Linked DNA regions of Homo sapiens: region 1 is linked to region 2. Evidence: chromatin contacts called from ENCODE Hi-C data. All regions are on one chromosome and are shown on one strand. The core of a region is the stretch at or near the end of the contact, and the rest is flanking DNA. Distances in the headings are between cores, read along the strand shown.

The links. A loop is a pair of places that touch in the nucleus more often than their neighbours do. Pooled maps may share reads with other maps.
Region 1: a loop to region 2 is called in a pooled map, with 2.1 times the contacts of the local background. The contact joins two enhancer-like sites. A Hi-C loop is called at or near these places in 1 of 168 maps with a recorded cell type or tissue (CD4-positive, alpha-beta T cell), 2 of 37 single-sample maps with no recorded cell type and 1 of 50 pooled maps.

What each region holds. Positions count from the first base shown.
Region 1 is chr2:43,539,820-43,542,981 of GRCh38, reverse strand. It overlaps THADA (THADA armadillo repeat containing), which reads left to right. Exons shown (of 38, transcript NM_022065.5): 21 at 1,666-1,823. Among named protein-coding and RNA genes, the nearest start is that of THADA, 55 kb to the left of the region's middle. Within about 2 kb of position 1,566, at least 16 of the 41 ENCODE cell types and tissues checked have a DNase peak (open chromatin) inside an H3K27ac peak, as active enhancers do.
Region 2 is chr2:42,877,839-42,880,735 of GRCh38, reverse strand. No RefSeq gene overlaps it. Among named protein-coding and RNA genes, the nearest start is that of TRI-TAT2-1, 69 kb to the right of the region's middle. Within about 2 kb of position 1,400, at least 11 of the 41 ENCODE cell types and tissues checked have a DNase peak (open chromatin) inside an H3K27ac peak, as active enhancers do.

The DNA of each region.
Region 1 (3,162 bases), core at 317-2,816, 660 kb before region 2:
TAAATGAGTAGTTAATGGGTGCAGCACACCAGCATGGCACATGTATACATATGTAACTAACCTGCACATTGTGCACATGTACCCTAAAACTTAAAGTATAATAATAATAAAATTAAATTAAATTAAAGAAGACTTTCACCAGCCTATTAGGTGCTGTTGTGCAGCGAACAAGCTGTTAGAACAGAAAGCCTTGGAGTGATAAAACCTGCCTTGACAGCCCAGGTGATATAAGAGCAGTGCTATATAATGAACCTGGGTTTGGGCAGCAATCAACTTCTCCCAGCAATGTGGTTCATTGTCTGCTGTGAGAGTTCTTAAAGTCAAGCAGGCTTTTAAAGGAAACAAACCTTATTAGTAAAATGGGAGCTGCTTTGTTGTGTCAAGCTTCCAGAATTCGAGTTCTTACATCTTGTTTGATCATTAGTTGTTACTGAATTTTCTGCAGTGCTGTAAAACGTCATCAGAAGCAGCAATTTCTTAGTGATGTATTACATATTCTACATTCTCCACTAGGTGGGGATATTGTCTTGCAAAAAATTATCTCCACACTTAAATTTTTAAATTACACAAAATAATGTATAAATGTAATTATAGCCTATTGTAATAGTTTCAAACAACAGAGGTACATATGAATTAAAAACAAATTAAATTCCTCCAAGGTTTCCTCTCCAATTCCATGTCTTCCTTCTTTAGTGCAATATATTATTTTGTACTTATTTTATATGTTTATGTGTATGTACACTTACCCATTTAATGCATTGGGCTTTTTAAATAAAAACACAAATGAGGTTACCCTATAAGTACCATTTTGTCAGCGTGCTCTTTTATTTAATATAATAGTTCATCTTGGATTTTAAAAAAATATCAGTACCAAAAATACTCCTAAAACTAGAATAAGAGAGTAAGTAAGGCTAATTATAGCTTATTGGCCATGGGAATTAAATATATTTTGAAAGATAATTTGTATTTTCCTTTGATTTTAAAAGTTATATTCTACTCCTTTACTAATGCAACAGTCATGCTCACCAAAATAAATAAGGAGTGTATTTATTATAGTCATCCATATCATACTTTATGACAGAGAGGCAGAGTTTGTTTAATCTTTGGAAATTAAAGATTAAACAAGTTTTGGAACAATATTGTGTTTTATTTTAAAATTTAATTTGAAAATAATAAATTAAAATACTGGGCCTGGCATGGTGGCTCATGTCTATAATCCCAGCACTTTGGGAGGCCCAAGCGAGAGAATTGCTTTAGTCCAGGAGGTGATGTGGTGAAACCCTGTCTTTACAAAAAAATACAAAAATTAACTGGGTGTGGTGGCGCATACCTGTAGTCCCAGCTACTAGGGAGGCTGAAGTAGAAGGATTGCATGAGCCTGGGAGGTCAAGGCTGCAGTGAGCCATGAGCATGCTACTGCACCCCAGCCTGGGTGACAGAGCGAGACCCTGTCTCCAAAAAAGAAAAAAAAAAAAACTTAGCATGATTTCTTCTCATAACACATGCTCGACAAATGTTAGCTTCTTTCCTTCTGAGTAAATATAACATGACAAATCGGGTTTGTTCAAGCAGATTATTCTTGGGGAAATTATGAATAAGCTTGTTTTTAGAAACCTGGGATATGAGTAATCAAGGTTGCAATCGTTGTGTTTTTTTTTGTTTAAGGTAAAGAAGTAAAAACATGTGATGTAACTGCGCAGATGGTGCTGGTATGTTGTTGGAGAAGTATGAAGGAAGTTGCTTTACTTTTAGGCATGTTGTGCCAGCTTCTGCCCATGCAGCCTGTGCCAGAATCTTCTGATGGATTATTGACGGTGGAGCAGGTAAGGCACATGTTTATTCCACCATGTATAATTTCTGGTCAACGCATAAATCACTTTTTTTTTTATAACCCAACTCTAAAAAAAGGTTTAAAATTTTTCTTGAATAAAATCATACAAATGTTAACTGAAGAAAGTTCATGGTAATTTAGAATGTTAGACTTTATAATACATTTCAAAACTGTGGCATTTTTAGAAATTTTTTCTAAGGTATATAAATAACTGTAGATTTTACCTCACTTTTAACTGTAGTTTTATCTCTAATTTTTATTTCTCCATTTCACATACACAGACTTAAACTTTAGCTTAAAATTGTCTTATTTAGTAAAACTCCACAAATCTCTTAAATTTTGGAAAGAAAAAAAGTAACATGTTGGTTGATTATGGATCTCATGTTTCCCACTGCATTGATAATAAAGTTGTAGTCTTGGTTTTTTTGGCTGACTTTTGTTTTAAGACCACAAAGTTAGTTCACCATCTGGGACTGTTCAAGTGACTTGAGTGCGGTGTTTACAAGAAGTTAGCTTACCACAAGCATTTCATTTGGAAATATTTTAGATTTATTAGATTTCTGTTTTTAATTGATTCCCTCTTCCTTTCCATATGGTTTTGACAAATCCATTTCCCACCATTTTTCAGCAAAGATATATAACATGTACTTTCATTTTTAACTTTTTAAAAATAAAGGCAACTTTTTCCCTAGGGTGTTACAATTCAAGAACAAAACAAATATTGTAGTATGCTAATGCTGATTATTTCTATAATAACCACATGACTAGTTCCATGGAAATAATGCTAATACTTTTTTTCTCACACTCTGTGGCTTATGTTGCATGCATCTGGTTAACAGCTGCGCTTGTGATGTTGCAAGGCCTTGAGATGAAGAAAGGCAAAGGCGCACAGGACATTTCAGGCATCATTATGTTCCTTATTCTCTTCCAAATCAAATAGGCGTCAGTGTCCTAGAGTTACTTGCAGTCATTGCTGGTGACTGGCTGTAGTGCCAATGCCAACATCTTTGCTGAGGAATCCAGCTATGATTAATGATTACTTCACTGATGTTCACCATCTTGCTAAGAAGTAAACATGTGCTAGAGGCCTTTGATTTCCCAACTTCTCTTTCCAAGGACAAGTTAAAACATTTAGTTTTTTGGGTTTGTTGGGTAGTGTTTAAAAAACAAATTAAGGGAAGTGTATTTTGCTTTTACTGTAACTAAGACGTGAAAGCTTCCTATGAACATTATTTTGCCTTGACACTTTTCACATAGCACCCAAATCTTATGTATTTAATTTGTGTGCGACAGCCGTGTTAAAATTGGGAATTAATGTAAAATAAGAGATG
Region 2 (2,897 bases), core at 151-2,650:
CAGAGCAGCTATGGATGGAGCTCAGACTGTGCCAAGCCCACAGAATATCGGCTGGAAAGCTGGGATGATGTCGGCCACTGACCGTCCGTACCCTGCCTCCATCCCAGGACAATAGGAAACAATGTGGGGACAGGGATGGGGAGGTATAAGGACTCTCAATCTCCAGCAGCTGTAGGGTTGGCCAAAGTCCTTGTCCCACAGCCCTGACTTTTCAGTTCCAAACCGGCACAAACTCCAGGTTTGGCCGAGGATCAGCAAAGCGTATTCCAAGAATACCAAGCTGGGAGTCAAGGTCCTGGGTTCAAGACAGTCTGGGGAGAGCAAGGGGAGATAATGGCCACGAGTGTCCTTGGAAGGCCGGGTGGGTGGGTGAGGGGCCCATTGCCCTGAGGAACAAGAGCCCTGAGCGGGCTGACCGGTAGAGCTCTCTGGGCCCGGGCCAGGTCTTTGAGGCTCTTCCGCTCAGGAAAACCCGTTCTCTTTCCTGAGCCAGAGGGAGCAGGAAAACAGGAAACACATGTTCTTCGGGGGAGGCTGAGCACCCAGCCTTGAGAAGCCCCCAGGAGGACCTGCTCCCTGCATGAGAGTGTCCTGCCCCACCTGGGGACCTGCCCGGACCAGCCTTGAGGGAGAAACATGCTTATCAAGCTCATACAAAGAGCCCAGAACTGGTAGGCCAGATGTCTGCATTCCTACTTGCAACATTCCTGTGCAACCTTGGGCAGGGAGCTCCGCCTTTCTGGCCTCTGTCTCTTCCCCCGTCCAGTGGAGGTGACTGGCCCTGCCTTCCTGTCTGCCCTGCCTGCCTCACCAGCTTTGCAACCATAATGTCCCACGCACAGGGAAACACTGCTGGGAATCCTGAGGAGATTCTTTCCCTTCCCATCCTTTAAAACTCAGCCTCCAGGAAGCCTTCTCCGATTGTCCCAAAATGAAGATGGACTCACTTATGAGTGCCCCTCTGGCATTCACCACTTCCCCTCTTTGAGAGGCATGACACATTCTCTGCATCAGACAGAAGTCCTTGATGTCTGGCCATCTTGTCCACAAAATCATGAGCAACCTGAGGTTCAGTGGGTCTGGTTTTTCTTTGCGCCCCTCCCCAGCTGCCAGCAGGTGTGGAAGAAGCACTGGTTAAAAGCACCGCGCCTGTGTTGGATAATAAGTGAGACCTGCCCTCGACCCCACACACACCTCTCCCCTTTGATCCAGTCCTGGCCAGTAAGGACTTGGGATTTTGCCAGTGCAATAACCAGGGCACACCGGGAAAGTGGCTCAGCAGACCAAGAGGTCCCCCTGAGATCTCTCTAAGCTGTCTGTGGCCAGGACAGGGGAGCTCTAGGAAGACTTTGCTGGTCCCGCCTCCACCTGCCTGCATCCTCCTCAGAACAGCACTGCAGGCCTGGCTTGGCTCACTGAGCTCAATATCTCTCAAGGCCAGTGCCTGGGTATGGTTTGAGGGCTCTGAGAAGGAGGCCTTTGGAACCACTCAAGGATGCCTGAAGTGCTGAGACTATGGTGTGTGTGCTGTCTCTTTGAGTGTGCTTGTTGTGTCATTATTCCCTTAGAAGTGTTCATGATTTTTTCCCTCTATTTCCTTTCAGAAGCCTGGCCTGGGCATGGTGACTGGCAAATGCCTTAGGGAAGTTAGGGGGACTGGTGGGGAGGGAGGCCAGGCTGCTAGGTTGGCTCTCCCTACAGAGTGGGAGCTGGCAGAGATGCCCGCCAGAAACGAGTCTCTCTATTCTATCGTGTAGAGCCGGCAATTCCCAGCCACTCTTGGATCTAGGTGGGCCCATGAGACTAGTTGTCACAGATTGAACATAAAGTTAATGATACATGTTACATTCAGGCCAAGGTGGTTAGAAGAGGTTGTGTCTTCTCCACCCACTCTTTCCTGTCTGCTCTCTAGATGCAGAGGACTCAGGCCTAAGGGAGGGTAGAGTCATTTGGTACAAAGAGCTTGGATCCCTGACTCACCACGTGGAAGCCCTCCTACCGACCAGGAGCACCCATAGTGGACTGTTATGTGAGTGACAAGTAGCCTCTATTATGTTCAGCCACTGAAATTTTGGGATTCATTTGTTTCATCAACCCGCATTACCCTAATGCAGTTGCCTTACAGGGACAAGACTGCAAAGAGGAAATGGGTCCAACACTCCAGATCTGCCTACTTAGGCCCAATGTAGGACTTGGAATGTGATTGGGCCCACTTCCTCAGCCTTGGCCATTGGTTTGGCCCCAGTGAGGGGATGCTCTGAGTTCAGGTGACTAAGAGCAGAACTGTCTATTTCTCACTCATTTTCTGGCTTCCCAGAATCAATCCTAGCCCCACTCCAGACCCTCCTACCCTGGGCCTTCCAGCTTGACATTGTGACTGGGAACCTTTCCGAATCCTAACTTTTGACATTACATTTTACCTAGGATGGTCTTTCCAATCTGTCTTGGAGCCTCTCTGGGATCATGGTTCCCTCCCTTCCTCAGAGTCTGCTGAGCCCTGTGAAAGTCCAGGGGCCAGATCAGGCCCATGGCTGCCTACAGCAGAATGACTCCAGGCCAAGGGTGTTCTGTGCCTCATCTCATTCAATCCTCACAATAAGCCCATGAAGTAGAAACCTGGGTCACCATCCTGATTCTGTCCTTTGGATGTCATAATTCCCACGTTGCAGATGAGAAGACCAAGGCATGAAGAAGGCAAACTTGTTCAAGGACATATAGCTCATTTGGTAGGGCCAGGTCTAGAATCCAAGTCATGTGGTCTCTGGAGCCTGCACTCTGAAATCACTAAGTCATACTCCCTTGCAAATATAGGTGTTCAATAAACAGGTGTTAAATTAATTTTTTTTTAATTTTAAAAGGCAAGGCAGACAGATTACCATTGGCCAAATAAAAGCCTC